4 separate regions of the Homo sapiens genome follow, and regions 1, 2 and 3 are each linked to region 4. The links are chromatin contacts, found by Hi-C or POLR2A ChIA-PET in ENCODE. All regions are on one chromosome and are shown on one strand. The core of a region is the stretch at or near the end of the contact, and the rest is flanking DNA. Distances in the headings are between cores, read along the strand shown.

What was found. Hi-C counts contacts between places; a loop is a spot of excess contacts on that map. ChIA-PET counts read pairs that join two places held with the same protein, here RNA polymerase II (POLR2A). Pooled maps may share reads with other maps.
Region 1: a pooled map shows a loop between it and region 4 (5-fold over the local background). The contact joins two enhancer-like sites. A Hi-C loop is called at or near these places in 7 of 37 single-sample maps with no recorded cell type and 6 of 50 pooled maps. POLR2A ChIA-PET finds 5 or more read pairs at or near these places in 2 of 52 experiments (GM12878 and activated B cell).
Region 2: a pooled map shows a loop between it and region 4 (6-fold over the local background). The contact joins two enhancer-like sites. A Hi-C loop is called at or near these places in 2 of 37 single-sample maps with no recorded cell type and 3 of 50 pooled maps. POLR2A ChIA-PET finds 5 or more read pairs at or near these places in 3 of 52 experiments (CD8-positive, alpha-beta T cell, activated B cell and activated CD4-positive, alpha-beta T cell).
Region 3: a loop to region 4 is called in a pooled map, with 15 times the contacts of the local background. The contact joins the promoter of AFF3 here to the enhancer-like site in region 4. A Hi-C loop is called at or near these places in 11 of 37 single-sample maps with no recorded cell type and 4 of 50 pooled maps. POLR2A ChIA-PET finds 5 or more read pairs at or near these places in 1 of 52 experiments (activated B cell).

What each region holds. Positions count from the first base shown.
Region 1 is chr2:100,233,831-100,238,012 of GRCh38, forward strand. The region is part of intron 1 of LINC01104 (long intergenic non-protein coding RNA 1104); the gene reads left to right. Among named protein-coding and RNA genes, the nearest start is that of LINC01104, 28 kb to the left of the region's middle. Within about 2 kb of position 1,366, at least 5 of the 41 ENCODE cell types and tissues checked have a DNase peak (open chromatin) inside an H3K27ac peak, as active enhancers do.
Region 2 is chr2:100,578,786-100,582,916 of GRCh38, forward strand. No RefSeq gene overlaps it. Among named protein-coding and RNA genes, the nearest start is that of PDCL3, 18 kb to the left of the region's middle. Within about 2 kb of position 2,071, at least 12 of the 41 ENCODE cell types and tissues checked have a DNase peak (open chromatin) inside an H3K27ac peak, as active enhancers do.
Region 3 is chr2:100,140,029-100,144,204 of GRCh38, forward strand. AFF3 (ALF transcription elongation factor 3) reads right to left here and starts at 2,562. Exons shown (of 25, transcript NM_001386135.1): 1 at 2,456-2,562.
Region 4 is chr2:100,392,618-100,396,646 of GRCh38, forward strand. CHST10 (carbohydrate sulfotransferase 10) reads right to left here. Exons shown (of 7, transcript NM_004854.5): 6 at 2,892-2,997; 7 at 1-1,165. The coding sequence ends at 628. Among named protein-coding and RNA genes, the nearest start is that of CHST10, 23 kb to the right of the region's middle. RefSeq lists enhancers at 1,394-1,463, 2,034-2,143, 2,414-2,673, 2,844-3,103. Within about 2 kb of position 1,679, at least 3 of the 41 ENCODE cell types and tissues checked have a DNase peak (open chromatin) inside an H3K27ac peak, as active enhancers do.

The sequences.
Region 1 (4,182 bases), core at 116-2,615, 160 kb before region 4:
AACGTAAAAATGGGCTGATGAAGTTCAGCATTGGTGAGGGTATAGGAAGTAACTGGCACCCAGGTACATTGTTGGTGCAAGTGTAAATCAGTACACCTTCTTGGCTTGCAACCTAGCAATATCTACTGAAATGTTTAAAGTTCTAATCTTTTAACTCTGTATTTCTACTTCTAACATTTAAGCCTCTAAAGCCTCAAGAATGTTCCTTGGGGCTTTGTTTAAAGACTTTAAAGTATTAAAAACGTAAAAGTAACCCAAATGAACTCTGAAGAAGAAGATTAAATAAATGCTGGTACAGCCGAAAGATGAAATACCACACACGTCTTAAGAATGGGTTAGACCTTCCTGTCCCTACTGATATGTAAAGTGAAAAACGCAAGCTCCGAACTGCATTGGTGGTATGAGTCCACATCCAAAGTAATCAACAGCAACAGTAAGAGGGTTAGTATCAGTGTGAAAAAAGAAGACGGAGAATTATGCACCAATTTTTGGCAGCATGTCCCTAGAAATGAGATTACTTACATTCTTGTAAGGTTTGGAATTTTACATAACTTTGCACCATGTCATCAGAAGAAAAAGGCAGGGCACATCTTAGTGTAGGCTGAAACACATTTCCATTCAGTGGCTATCTGGAGGGGTTATTCATGAAATTTGTAAACATGTGGGCATTCAAAGTGATATTTCATAGAGGCTCTAAGAGACAAATTTCCCACATGAATAAACAAAGGAAGGTATGGGGAAGTCTATGTGGCAAAGTTTATTTAGATCCTCGAATCAAGAGTTGCAATTGGTTACGTGTCTTTGAACAACTAATTTGTAAGCTTCCCAGAGTCCTGGTTTTCTCATCTGCAACGTGTGGTTGGGCAAGGCAACCTTCTTAAGGACTTCTCCAGTTGAAATGGGCTCAGCCTGCAAGTAAGTGGAATTTAGGTAAATGATAATCCTAGCAATGGAAGGTGCTGCTCATGTCTGCTAGGACGAGTGCCTGAGAGCTAGCGGACTTCAAAGTCAGCTAAACAGACTTTCCCAGCTTAATGTAGCTAGGTGGCCTTTTCCCCTTCAGCACTTTCTCTCCTTCATCCCAGGTGGTCTGCTTCCCCATCTCTAGTTGACTGAAGAAATTAAAGAGAAAAAGAGAGAGAGAGCAAGACTGAGATGGAGAGCGTAAAGAAAATCAAATGTATTAGGAAGAAGAAAAGATGAATGGTGTGCGAACTGGGTCAGATAGGAGGGAGGGCAGTTAAAGATGAGTTACTGGAGGTGCAAGTCACACTAACAAAACTTTGAAAAACAAACGAAGGCCTGGTGAGGCGATGACTAACACAGCTATAGATCCGGGCATTGCAGGCCGTCCCAGAGGGCCGGCTTTACAACGTGGCCATTGATCCAGCCCAGGTGTGCACAGCCTCGGCCACTCTCATTTCCCCTTCCTGCCCACAGCCTCCCCGCTGCTCAGGAAGCTGTGCAGCCCTGGCTGTGCATGTAGAACTCAACCGCAGGTCAGGGAGCCTGGGGAGCTGGGGGCTCCAGGCCCTGTTCTCACTGTAAGAGCAGCTTTTGTGTCAAAGGCAAGTTCACAGCCGCTGAGTCTTCCGAGGCATTGCAGAGCTTACGCCTTTACCGCCAGCCGGTGCTAGGCCCAGGGAGAATGATGAAGTCGTCGAGGATATTAGAACCACCATAACGTATTTCCTGGGCATTTTGTGGCCTTACCTGCAGGTAGGTATGACGATAAGCACATCAAGCAGACGGGGAGGTCAGGTGACTTGTCCAAGTCACCCAGCCAGAAGTAACAGAGCCAAGACTCAAACCCAGATCCGCTCAGTTTCTCCTGCTCTGATATTGCTGCCTTTGATTTTTGCCTTTGGATCTTTCCAGACCTATCTCCCACCCCTTGCTCCATCCCACTGAGTGTGCCCCATGGCTTTCTTGTATGCTGCGGGCCTTCCAGCCAGAAAGCTGGACCTGGCAGTGAAGGTGTGGACACACCTTAACACATGGAGGTTAAAAGCCACGACAGTCGGGAGCTCACTGAAATGGCTTATTGCTGCCTCTCCTGGGCATAACTGCAATCTGGGTGAGATCCCAGGAGACCAAGCCAACTTTAAGATGCAAAGGGACAAGTCTCTAAGGGTTTTCAGATATTGGTGGGTGAAGGATAGGGAAAGAGCCCAGAGGGGCAGGGAGGAGAGGAGCGAGGGGAGAACGAGAGGCCTTCCACAGTCTCTCAATGTATCAGAGTCAGCTGTTGCCACAGCTGTTATGAGTTGAAGTGTGGCCCCCAAAATTCACAGATTGAAGTCCTAACTCCTGTACCTCAGAATGTGACCACATTTGGAAATAGGCCTGTTGAGATCACATTGGATTAGGATGGGCCCCTAATCCGTATGACTTTATACAAAGGGGAAATTTGGACACAGACCCACATACAGAGGGAATGCCGTGTGAACATGAAGACGGCTACCTACAAGCCAAAGAGAAGGGCCTGGAGCAGATTCTCCATCACAGCCCTCAGAAGGACACCTGCTGACGCCTTGGTCTCGGGCTTCCAGCCTGCAGAGCTGCAAGAGAACACCTCTCTGTAGTTTATGTTGCTCAGATTGTGGTACTTTGTAAAGGCAGCCTTAGCAAACGAATGCAATAGCTCATTTTCAAAGCCCTTCTCAGAGAAACCTATGCCATGGACAACAGTTCTCAGGTGTGAGAGAACTGTTAGGGCAAGATTCTAGATGGCTTCAGAATGATTTCTAATTATTACACATTATAATACGGCAAAGGCAGAGTTAGTGATTTCAGCTCAAAATCACCATGGCTTTTCTGTGACATTTCCCTCACTTCTCAGGAAACCTTCCAAGAACCATCCATGGAGAGTGGTGTTGTGCATTCTGTAGGAAGTACTTGTCTTTACTGACAGATTTCAAATAAGCACACAAACAAACACCTTGGGGAGAGGATACCCAAAGCACAAGGTCCCGAACTATTAGATGATAATTAGAATGAATGCATATTGATTACACTTAACCATGTTTTAGTCTTCTATATAATTGCCAATTGGAAAATCTATGCATCTGACAAAATGATCTAATTTTTCCACTTAGCATTCTTACATTTTTGTATCATACTGGGAAAGAATGTATCTGTAGAATATGGGCTTCAAAACAAATGGAATCAAACAAAGATGTTCTTTGTTTAAGGAACATATTCTAAATTAGGGCCATGAGAACATGCACAGTTTTGTGGCAATTTTGCAAAACATGGTTTACTTTGATGACTTGATAAAACCCTGCACTCTATCTACAGACATTTCTGATTTTTCTGTAATCAGATATGCATTTTGCTGGGTGGAAGTATAAACACAAATTCCTTTCTGTATGTTTTCTCATGTCACCCAGCAGCCAGCAGGCGGTGAGAAGGACATGAGCTCACCAAAGGTGAGGCTTGTGTTTAATTTGCTTCGTGCAGCACTAACATGGTACAGTGTGTCACACACACAGATGCTGAATATTTCATTCATTCATTCAACAAATGCACACTGCCCTCCCGTTGGCTGCGTTCAGCACTCAACGGTGAGGAATCCCACCGGGTAGACAAGCAACTCCTAGGAGGAAAGGAATGCAGCGCTATCTTCCCTCTCTAGGTAGACGTAGTCTAGATATGCGAACTTTCACAGCTTCACTTAAGATTATGGGAGGCAAAACTCAACAGGTCCGTTTTCTATTTGTTCTCTGGGGACCTGGAAGGTCTGAGTTGATGACAACTGTAAACGGTCAGGTCTTGTTGGGCCTCTCCTAAAAACCTTAGCCATGGAACAGAGAGGAAAGCTGTCGTACAGACTGTCTTTTCTAGTTTACTGCTTTTGACTAAAATAATAACATTCACTCTGACATAATGACTGCACCAATTAGACTTAATTAGACTTAGGCAAAAAAACACCCCCACACACAGACACAAAACAAAAAACAAAACAAAAAAAAAACTCTGATGGAATAAATGTAGCGGTGGGAAGGGAGACTTCCCCAGGAGTCCCTGCAGTCATTATCTACCGTCTCCCAGGGGCCGGGTGACAGGCGCAGTGCAGGGCAGACGTCCACTGGGGGCATGAGTGTCACAGAGCCACGGGCCTCCCCTCCCACAACCTCCTCCCTAGATGTGTCACCTCCTTTCTTACGATGCACTCCAGCA
Region 2 (4,131 bases), core at 821-3,320, 190 kb after region 4:
TCAAGCGATTCTCCCACCTCATCCTCCTGAGTAGCTGGGACTACAGGTGAGCACCACCATACCAGGCTAATTTTTTTTTTTTTTTTTTTTTTGTATTTTATGTTGAGACAGAGTTTCACCATGTTGCCTGCCTGGTCTCAAACTCCTGGGCTCAAGCGATCCACCCGCCTCAGCCTTCCAAAGTGCTGGGATTACAGTTGTGAGCCACTGTGCCCGGCTGGGGTAGCCCTTTCTTAAGTGATTGGTGGGAAATGGTTCCAGAAAATTGGGATAATAAATGATTGGGAATAGTGAAATTGATAGGATTGTATAATCAAATACTTCCTTCTTTTGTGGAGGAGAGAAAGGATGTGGATAGATGACATACACCTCCTTCATTGCACACCTAACTTCACCTTCTCACGCCCTGAGTCATTGCTTCTGCAGAGACCTACAGCTGAGCCGCTTCCTGGTGGTTCAGAAGGACTTCAGAAAGTTGCGCTGGGCTGGGCGAGGTGGCTGATGCCTGTAATCCCAGCACTTTGGGGGGCCAAGAGGGGCAGATCACCTGAGGATAGGAGTTTGAGACCAGCCTGGCCAACATGGTGAAACCCCAACTCTACTAAAAATACAAAAAATTAGCAGGGCATGGTGGCACAACGCCTGTAATCCCAGCTACTTGGGAGGCTGAGGCAGGAGAATCACTTAAACCCGGGAGGTGGAGGTTGCAGTGAGCCAAGCACACCACTGCACACTCCAGCCTAGGTGCCAGAGTGAGACTCTGTCTCAAAAAAAAAAAAAACAACAAAAAAAAAAAACAGTTCTGCTGGCTATGAAAGGCATCTATGAGAGAGATGGAAGGGCAATTTAGAAGGGTGTCCCTCTGTCATCAGGGAGGGCCAAAAGTTTTTTTTTTTTTTTTTTTGGCATTTATTACCTCCAGCTTTAAACTCAACCTTCTTATATAATCCCAAATATATATATATATATATATATATATTTTTTTTTTTTTGAGACGGAGTCTTGCTCTGTTGCCCAGGCTGGAGTGCAGTGGCGTGATCTTGGCTCACTGCAAACTCCGCCTCCTGGGTTCACACCATTCTCCTGCCTCAGCCTTCCGAGTAGCTGGGACTACAGGCGCCCTCCACCACGCCCCACTAATTTTTTTGTTGTTGTTGTATTTTTAGTAGAGATGGGGTTTCACCGTGTTAGCCAGGATGGTCTTGATCTCCTGACCTCGTGATCCACCAGTCTCGGCCTCCCAAAGTGCTGGGACTACAGGTGTGAGCCACCGCGCCCAGCCTATAATCCCAAATCTTGACCAACTACCTTTCAGGTATGGCAGGCAACAAGTGTTGTGACTGCAGCGCCTGCGTGAGAAACATGCTCCCATGAAAGGGGCCGGGTACAGTGACTCACACCTGTAATCCCAGCACCTTGGGAGGCCGAGGTGGGTGGATCACCTGAGGTCAGGAGTTCCAGGCCAGCCTGACCAACATGGTGAAACCCCATCTCTACTAAATACAAAAATTAGCTGGGCATGGTAGCGCCCTATAATTCCAGCTACTTGGGAGGCTGAGGCAGGAGAAGTGCTTGAACCTGGGAGGTGGAGATTGCAGCGAGCCAAGATTGCGCCACTGCACTCCAGCCTGGGCAACAAGAGTGAAATTTTGTCTCCAAAAAAAAAAAAAGAAAGTGCTTTTGTCCTGCTTACAGAAACCAGCTATTACTCACAGATATAACCTTAGAGACAGGTGGCTGTCAGTCTCAAGTGAAGATGTGCCTGTTTCCAAGTCCCCTCCCTCCCTCTCTGCTTTTGACCACATTCTCTACCCCATTCTTTGCTTCAGTAATCATCCGTCTTGATTTCCGCTTCTCCCTGGACATGGGGCCTTCAGGTAGTAACAGTGTTAGGGTCCTGTGGCAGAGAGTGCTGGTTGCCCACCAGTATCCAGGATTCTCCCCCTCTACTCCAGTGGCAATGGGACCCGCTGGAAGAGTAAACCCCGGCCTCTCTTGAGCTGTGGGTGGTTGGCTGGGAGTTCAGTTCTGGGCAAGCTGCTACTAGGAGGAACAGACAACTGTCATGTGCCCTTTGTGGGCTTAACCCCCTTCCTTCTACTTTCTGACGGAAGTGTGCATGCGACTGCAGCCTGCGTGGGCCGTGAGGTATTTATACATAGAGGCAAAGCAGTAAGGACAATATTCCCAAAGATGCTGTGGAGCCACTATATCCCAGCCCTTGACTGTCCTCTCTGGACTTCTGTCATTAGGAAAGACGTAACTTCCGTCTTGGTCTCTGTTAGTAGCAGCTGATGCATTTCCTGATAAAACCACCCGTCAAAGAAAACCTCAAACAAAACATTCATTCTAGCTTTCTACTGCCCGATGCTGAATTACTTGACATAACACAAGAGTACTCTGTATTCCCTGCCTCTAGCTGTCACCATTGCCTTTCAGTAACTTCATGGGCCCGGCTTTTGGACTTCCATTTCCAGCACTTGAGGAACACTAAAAAACCCACCTGATGATGACTCAAGCTGTTGGAGAAAACTTATTTTTAAATGTTATGTTCTTAACTGTTTCACTGAGTTGGTAAGAAAGGAAAACATTCTGAGAGGCCAAACACAAAGTGAAAGCAGAACTTCAGGAAGGTAAGGGGGCATTCAACTTTTCTCCCTAGGGATACAAACCAAATCTTAGTGATGCTGTGCTTCTATTAGGATGGACTTGTGGGGCCCAGGTGACAGGGGATTAGCGTGGGGAGTGCCTAAGTTGGGGGTCTGATTAGGAAGTCTCTGTGCAAACAGCTGGAATCCCAAAAGATTGCATTCAGTGTTAGGGGAAACTGGCACTAGCTGGAAGAGAACATAGTTGTCTCTGAGATGCCAACTACAAGCCTTCCCTCATGCAGGTTTGTAGTTCTAATTCTCATGCTACATCAGGTCTAAAATCCTCTCAAACCAGGTTCTCAAAGAGGCCCTAGGCTGGGCGCGGTGGTTCATGCCTGTAATCCTAGCACTTTGGGAGGCCGAGGAGGGTGGATCATCTGAGGTCAGGAGTTCCAGAACAGCCTGGCCAACATGGTGAAAACCTGTCTCTACTAAAAATATAAAATTAGCTGGGCGTGGTGGTGGGCGCCTGTAATCCCAGCTACTTGGGAGGCTGAAGCAGGAGAATCACTTGAACCTGGGAGGCAGAGGTTGCAGTCCAGCCTGGGCAACAAGAGCAAAACTCTGTCTAAAAAAAAAAAAAAAAAAAAAAAAAAAAGAGAAAGAAAGAAAGACATCCTAAGCTGGTAGTACCTCTTAGTTCACGGCCAAAGCAACTGCATATCTATGCTAGAGCACACCTTTGATTTAGCCTCAAATGCTCTCCACAGATAAAGCCCCAGCCGGGCACAGTAGCTCACGCCTGTAATCCCAGCACTTCGGGAGGCTGAGGCGGACGGATCACAAGGTCAGGAGATCAAGACCATCCTGGCTAACACGGTGAAACCCCGTTGCTACTAAAAAATACAAAAAATTAGCTGGGCGTGGTGGCGGGCACCTGTAATCCCAGCTACTTGGGAGGCTGAGGCAGGAGAATCACTTGAACCTGGGAGGCAGAGGTTGCAGTGAGCTGAGATTGCGCCATTGTACTCCATCTTGGGCAGCAAGAGCAAAACTCTGTCCCCCCTCCCCCCAAAAAAAGGCCGGGTGCGGTGGCTCACGCCTGTAATCCCAGCACTTTGGGAGGCCAAGGCGGGTGGATCACGAGGTCAGGAGATGGAGACCATCCCGGTTAACATGGTGAAACCCTGTCTCTACTAAAAATACAAAAAATTAGCCAGGCGTGGTGGCGGGCGCCTGTGGTCCCAACTGCTCCGGAGGCTGAGGTAGGAGAATGGCGTGAACCCGGGAGGCGGAGCTTGCAGTGAGCCGAGACTCCGTCTCAAAAAAAAAAAAAAAAGAAAAAGATGCCCTAAGCTGGTAGTACCTCTGAGCTCATAGCCAAAGCAACTGCGTATCTATGCTAGAACACACCTTTGATTTAGCCTCAAACTCTCTCCTAGAAGCTCCAAGAACATGAGCTTCTAGTAAAAATATCACAAACCCACAAAATCACAGGATGCCACAGATAAGGCATCCTGAATGAAAGCCAGCAGAAAAC
Region 3 (4,176 bases), core at 1,312-3,811, 250 kb before region 4:
ATTATTTATACTTTTCATTTCCATTTAACTTGCCTTTACCGAAGGTGGATTTCAACACGTTTTCCTTACATGACTCGGAAATAATATAACAGCATTTTACGTATGTAGACTCATTGAGCCCTCATAAAATCCTGTGAACTCTGTAGGACAGGACATTACACCCACTTCACAGAAAAAGATGTGGAAGTGCAGAAGATAAAAGTTATTTATGGAAGGGTCCATAGCTGTCAACCTTGATAGGCAAGACATCAGGTCCTTCCTCTGAGTAGTGGTGTAGAAAAAATGGTTGGAATTTAGAAACCAGCATCCAGCTCCTCACCATGCCTTCAGCTTTCTCTGTGACTTTGAACTTGTTTCTTAAACTCTCTGAAACTGGACGTCCTCACTGGTCACGTTTTGTTACTACTTGCTTTGTATTCTGGGTGTGATGGGTGGGGGATTGGGACACAGAATCTGGAGATGGTCAGATCCCAACGCTGCTATTTCCCTGCTCTGCACTCTTAGGCTACCTACCAATCTCTCCTCTAAAATAAGCATAATTGCAATGGCTCAGATACAATAACAAAATGTGTGTAAAATGCCGAGCACCACGTCTCACACCTGAGAGGCACTGAATGCATGTTATATACTATCATTTGGATGTCACCGTTCCATGTGCCTATTTCCTGGTTTGCTGTACAAGATGTGTATGAGTACATGTCATCAAGCCCACAGAGCTCCAGAACATGTTCCTCTCACAAGCAGGCCTCATAGGGAGGGGTGTTCTGTGCTGTTCCTCTTTCCTGCTCACTACTTGTCTGTAGCTACAGTGTAAGGACTGTAATGTCACTGCTCTGGCCTTAAGTGTCACCCCCCAAACCCATTTTACACACACCACCTCCCACCTTTCACCTTTCCCAAACTCTTACCATGTCCCTTCAAGTTTGATGGCTTAATTGTACAAAAGGTAGTGATGATGATGATGATGATGATGACAATGATAACAGCTGCTAATACTTACTGAGCCCTTTCAATGTTCCAGGCACTTGTCTAAGCACTTTACATGTATTAGCTTATTTAATTCTTAAGAGGAAGGGATTACTATCTACTATTGTACTTGTGTTACAGATGTGGGAACTCCGATGCAGAGATGTATAGTGACTTGCCTAAAACCATCATGTTAGAGTGGGAATTTAAACCTTGAAATCTGGAAAATAAGCAATGTATATATTTTTCTATTTTCTAAATGCAAATCAAATATACATATGCATAACACCACTAAACACTAAGTGCAGTTACGCCTAGAACAAGGGAATAGCAGTTGACAGAAACACAACCAAAACTAAGAATATTAAATGTCTGTATTACTTTCACTGTAATCACTTCACTTCAACAGTGAGATGGGATAGCCCTAGGTAAAGGAAGGTGCTCTTGTAGTTAGAACATTCTTAAATTTTGCACCAAGGAACACATGCTTTTAATAATGGCAGAGACAACATTTTTTGATGGATTATTTAGTTTGTACGATCAACATTCAAAGAATGAGTTTACCACCACTTTGTTATTGTAAACACTTGACCTTTAGCTACCTGAATGATCCCCTCTTTGAATAAAAGGAATTATGAAACACATGTGTAGACATATTTCATTTTTATATATGTGAGACTCGAATAGCAAGGAAATCACATATTAGGAAAAAAACCCCTTTGTCTTGCTATTAGTTCTCTTTGGTTTCAAAAATCTGGTCACTGTGTATATTGCATTATATCATATGTGTGTGTACATATATATACACACATAAACACACATACACACAATGTCATGTGTATAAATACATGATGTGTTTATGCACATACACAGACACACACACACAAATACACACATATACAATGTTCCATCCAAGAAATACAAATATAGTGCTGTTAGCCCCTAACAGTGAGGAGGTCATTATTCCAAGTCATTTCTGCAGAAGTGACGGTGGCCTTAGGTGGAACTGCCCATGATCTCTCCTTGCAAGCTCACTCACTGGGGCCATTGACTGGGATCCAGTCTGTGGCCATGTCATGGTTTCTATTTTTGAGGTTATAGCTAATGAGCAACATGAGGTTAAGACACACTTTTCATAAGGCCCCAGCCAGCATCATAAATATGTGTGTGAGCATGTTCACACTCAGGTTATGTCTTCTTTATGTGCACCCTCTACCACACACACACACACACATGCACACGCACACACACTGACGGCTTCAGTGACCAACTTTGGTCACATCCCATCTCTTCCTTCTCAATCCCTCTGGCTGTTCACCAGGGCCTGGACCATCTCGGTGAGGCTGACCAAGAATGCTCCCCCTGCCCTGACCAGCGGAGCATGGGCACAGCTACTTAGAGCGCCACCCTTCAGGACACAAAGTCGGGGCTACCTCTCTTCCAGGCAAGGCATCCTAGAGGGCCCGCACACCCTCCAGTTTGATCTTACCTCTCAGCTCCCGTTCCTTTTCTTTCTCTCCCCAGTAAGTCGTTGAACGTCTTTCTTCTGAGGCTGAGCGTGGAGCTCTCTTCTCGCTGGCGAGCTTTCTGAATGGCACTTTCTGTACAAACAGGAAGAGCATGTGTGGTCACAACCCAAGTGTGCAGGTGTTGATAGAGGATGTGAAAGTGTGGAGGCGAGTGACTAAACCAGATACCCAACCGGCCAACTCTCACTTGTGGCAGGGCCTGGTCTACCAGAAGGCTGGAAGCAGGAACCTGGACTCTACTCTGGGGAGACCAACTGACAAAAGCAGAGGATGGTGGCCCTGGAGGCCAAGGGAGAAGGTCTCTTTGACTCCTGTGCTTTCTAACCCTATGCAGACCCATAAAAGAATCCCAGGAACATTTTGGAATCTCTTAGATATATGATTATCAAGAATGTTGATTTCAATGGGCTGCTTAACTTGTCCAAAGCTCTGCTGGTTTCCCAGGCTGTCTGGGCCTCCAAGAGATCAGGACCAAAGGCTCATCCTGCATTGGAACTGTGACAAGTCTTCCAGACCTTTCTAGAACAAAGCTACACCAGGAAAGAAGAGTCTTAGGCAAGGAATCAGATGTCCTAAGGCTGCTCTACATGACCTACATGATGGGTGTTACCTCCTCATCTCCCATTCAGTCAACCCACGGGCACTGGACTTCCTGCCCGACACCCTTCCCTCTCCCCATTCATGCCTGGAATTATTTTCACTAATGACACCAGGGATTCACTAATGGATGCTTTTTCAGTTCCTGTCCTATTTGTCTCCACTGGCAGTGTTTGACTTCCCTGTAGTGTTGACCATTTCTTTCCTCCCAGAACTTCTGCCTGGGCCGCCATGACTCCATACTCTCCTGGTTTTTGTCAGGCGGTCTCTCACACTGGCAGGCTTCCATTCTTTGGTCTTAATTTTCGCCCTCCTGCAAGCTCCACTCTCCGCCTCATGGTTCCTGTTCTCCATGGGTGGCCTCTTCCCAGCTCCAGATGGAACTTGCCAAGCCCACATCCATAGCATCACACATTTCTGCTGTTCTCCTGGAACATCCCCCAGCACCTCCCGTCAGACTCGCCACAATGAAACCCTGCTCTGTCCTCTACCCCACTCATTACTTACCATGTGGCCTGTGAATTCCCTCCTGCCTTGTCCCAGCTTGCTCCTCAGGTCTCTACCCCCTTCTGAGTTTACCACCTTCTGATCTCTCACTTTGCCTCTGCTAATCTGGCTTCTTCAGGTTTGACCCTCCATTATCCTCATCCAAACAGGCCCGTCCTTATCCTGAGAATGGATACCTAGAAACTTCCCCACCCAGTCCTATCCCAAGCCCTGGGAAATTATCCCAGTATTGTCTGCCTCATGTCCCTGGCAAGGAGAAAACGTTTCTTTATCTTATACCCAAACCAGAAATGGGGAGGCTTCCCACGTTCTTCTCTTTGCTGAATACTCTTCAACCTTCCATCACCAAGCCCTGCCCATTCTACCTCTTCAGTCACTCCTCAGATCCTTCTTCCCGTCCGCATCTCCACAGCCACACCCTCCCTCCATTGCCTCTCATCACTGCCCTAATCCCCAAGGGGTACGTGCACCCAGGGCACACCAGACCGTTCACTGAAGGATGAGAAGAAAGGAATTGAATGTCTATCTACCCACACTTGTCTGGTTTTTGTATTTAATTAAGACTCACATACCATAA
Region 4 (4,029 bases), core at 429-2,928:
GACCCCTGGACACCACACCACCCTCTGGCCATCGCTGACTGTCTACAGGAACAAAATAGTCACAGAAAGAATGCTTTGCCTCCACAATTGTCGCAGCACCAAGATGAAGGCCAGAGGTGCCGTTTTACTCCTCAGATCTGATGCTGCAAAAGTCTCTGCGATTTCAGCAGCCCCCTTGCTTCTCTGTCCCTCCTCAGAGTCCTGGGTGCTGTTCCTGCAACCCACCAGTGATGGGTGAAGCCACCCTGACTAGCCAGGAGAACCTCAGGGGCATCCCCTTCCTTAACACCTGAAGGAAACGGCTCCTAACGCTGTGTGATGCTTCCTCCCTGCTGGGCTGTCAAACTGCAAATCTTTAGCCTTTTCTCCCCTCTGAGGTGAGCAAAGGCCAGCGACATCCTAATGCACGCAGGGGTGTGGGCAGGGTCCTCAGAGCATCTTACATCCAAACTAAGTTGTAACAGTTGGGGTTCTGCGTCATATGCCGAGGCAACTCACAGGCCTGTGGGAGACCCCGGGCGTCCTCAAAGGAGGGGTGTGGTGGAGGAAGGGTCATTTCTGGGCTCAGATCTTCACCTGGTTAGCCCCAGGTCTAATAAAGATATTTGAATTCATAGGTCTTATGCATTAGTTTAGCAAAAAGTCTGGTTTCTGGTACCCAAAGAGCTTAAAGTCCCCTTCGAAACGGGCATACAGGCGTCGGATGTCTCGTTTGCTGATGCCCAGGAAATAGTGCTCCACCTTGGTTCTGTTATACACGGTAATGCCCGGAGGGATAGTCGGGTATGACACCAGGTGGTCAATGCCAGCCTCTTTTAAGATGTATGGGGCATCGTCCTCCAGGGTCTCGTGGTGTCCAATCACACTGTACATTATCTCACAGGGAGCACAGAGCTCTACATACGTCACCCAGTGAATGATGTGGTCCCCAAACTGAAGGTCTAGCCATCTGTGGTTCGGATCGCCGAGGTAGCGCACGAAATCTTCAAACTGGATCCCCCGGGTCTCTGTCCGGTTCCTCCTGTATTTTCTGATGATGCCAGGAGCAATCTCATGCCTGTACCAAGGCTCAAACCGGGGATTGTGAACAAATTTATCCTTAAATGCAGAAATAAGTCTTTCGAAGGGATCTCTTACAATAAAAAACTTGAAGTATGTTTTCAATCTAAGGAAAAAAACGAACAAGAGGTTAACTTGATGCCACAGGAGGTCACAGCTGAGGGGGCGGGAGAGGGAAGAATGAGCGGAGTGCAGCACTGTGTATGGGACCCTCACGTGCCGAGGCTGCCATGAATGCATTCCACACGTCTCTTAATCTACTCCAAGATCCTGTGGATTAATCCTGTTATTACCACACTTTGCAGGTGAGAAAACAGAGGCTTGGAAAACCTTACCTGTCCAAGGCCACAGTACTCATTGTAGGCAGTCACTGTGAAGACATCTATTTAATCTACCTTCTGTTTTACTTGAATGATTCAAAACTTCAAGAATGTTTACAAATTTTGTTCCTGGGCAGAAAATCATAAGGGCAGGAACTCTGAGTCAGGAATAGATGGTGCCAGGGAAAGTTACTTTAAGGGCATATTTTTAAAAGTTCAATTCAAATTGCCAGGGGAAGGGGGGCAAGAGAAAACAGAGAGTCAGGCTTCACGCTCCAGAGGGCAGGAGCAGGTCTGGGTGAGCTGCAAGCGGGCGGCAGCAGAGCATGGCCCTGGGGAGGAGGGCCGGCAGCAGTGACGATGACAAAGACGATGACAACAGTGACATCACAGAACACGGTGTGATTACGACAGGCCAGAAACTGCTCTCTGTGCTTTGCCGTGTCTTCACTCACTGAGTCTCACAAAAGCCCCATGAGTGCTCAGGGCAACAGCAGGACACTCCTCACCAGGAGCATCTCTGGTAAGGGTTGTAAGGATGGGCAGGTGCCATGCAGGTCAGGCGCCATGCAAGGCAGGTGGCTGCAGACCCAGGAGGCAAAATCCAGCTGGTGACCTGACGTGAGCCGCTGCTTTTGCATCCTCACTCCTTTTCAGCCTTGCTCTCCTGGGCCACCTGAGAGCTACTACATGAGAACTTTCTCATCTATTAGCTAAGGACTCCATCTTCTTTTTTTTTTTTTTTGAGACAGAGTCTTGCTCTGTCGCCCCAGCTAGAGTACGGTGGCCAGATCTTGGCTCACTGCAACCCTTGCCTCCAGGGTTCAAGCGATTCTCCTGCTTCAGCCTCCTGAGTAGCTAGGACTACACGTGTGTGCCACCACAGCGGGCTATTTTTTTTTTTTTAGTAGAAACGGGGTTTCTGTCAGTCACACTTGTCTTGAACTCCTGACTTCAAATGATCCGCCCACCTCGGCCTCCCAAAGTGCTGGTATTACAGGCATGAGCCACTGCGCCCAGCCTGGACTCCGTCCTTGCTGCGATCAGGGGTTCCGTCTCTCTACCCTGCCCATGCTGGATGCAGCCCACACAACCACTGCAGGGGCAGCTCCCACAGCAGTGGGCACAATGCCTCTGGGAGAATCAAATACTCAGTGAGATCTCTGCAATCCAAATCCCTTTCTTATAAAGAAAAGATCATATTCAGCAAGCAATCTATAAAACTTTACCAAAGCAGAACAAAGTTGCCTGCTAATTTCTATTAACAAAATGATGTCACCTTCATGTTAATGGACTGTGTGAAGGTAAGGCTGGAAATTCTCAGAAGGAACTGAGAGTTTTGAGGCGCCGAATGGGGGGTGTAGCTTAGCTGCCTCTCACTGATGCAAACCGACAGCCCTCTGTGGTCCTCCGATCAATCTGCCAAGTACAGAACTCAGCCTGGGGTTTTCCCCAAATTTCTTCTCAGGTTTACAAAAACTCCCCCCTCCCCTTTGAGGAAGCTGTTCTCACCGCTTCTGAATTTCTGCATCACTGAAGGAAGAGAGCCGAGGAAGGCCGTTCTTCTCGTGGTCGTGCACCACGTTTTCGGGGATCTCCTCAATGGAAGAAAATGCTCCTGGGAAGTAAACGGAAAGGAAGGCAGGTTGGCTGCTCCAGTACGCCCCTTAGAGAAGGGCATGTCCTTACCTCATCTTTACCTTGGGCCTCATGTTCCCCACGTGTGCATGACAAGCCCACCCCCAATATCCAAGTTTAGGTCTTTGAATTTCAACTGCTTCTGCCAGCAGGATGAACGAGTGAAGAAAAGCTTCTGGGAATCCATAAGCCAACTAGAGGAAACTGATGATTTCAGGGAGGAGGGGGAGGGAGCAGGAGTGGAAATGCTGGCAGTGCCTACCCCTGGCAATGGACCTAACTGGGCTAAATCTGCCATTAGAGGAAGATCGCTGCATGCAAACAGAACTCCTAACACCAGCAACACTTACTCTACTCTGAGACTGGGGGAAAATGCCAGAGAAGCAGGACTTTGGAACGTCATGCTAACAGATGCCCGCAGCAGCTTCACAGCCCCATCCCATAGACAGGCTAAGCTCTCCAAGCACCACATGCCCCTGGCCCACAGTGGCTCTCAGGTACCCCAGCAGCATCCCAGGCTGGCAAAGAGCAAAGACCTTTTGATGCTGGAAAAATCTGACTAAGCTATGGGAGCTGTGATACATTTGAGACAGGAGTCAAAAGAGGACAAGGTATGTCGAGAAGGCAGGGCCGTGCCAACAGCCAGGGTCTGTCATCAGGGACCAGTGCAGGTCCAGGCTGCTGAATGGAACTTGGGCAGAGACCATCCTAGGGTTGGTGGCTGAGCAGGTTTTTCACTCTTTTCTCAATACAGACAAATGGAAATACACTGTCAGTATGCTGAGGTTTTCTCCAAGTTTCTGTAAGCCTTAATATCCATCTTTGTGTTAATCCGGTAGGGTTAAGATTGGAGTCCTGGCAGGGAAGAATCTCCCTGGGCCATCTGACCAGTGGACACAGTCTTGTCTGTTTTATTGATTCCTCCCCCGAGTGTTTAAAGCCCAGTCCAGAACTCTGCGGTACATGCTATGGATGGCTGTAAACTAGGCGTGGGGAGCACTGCTCTCAAGGG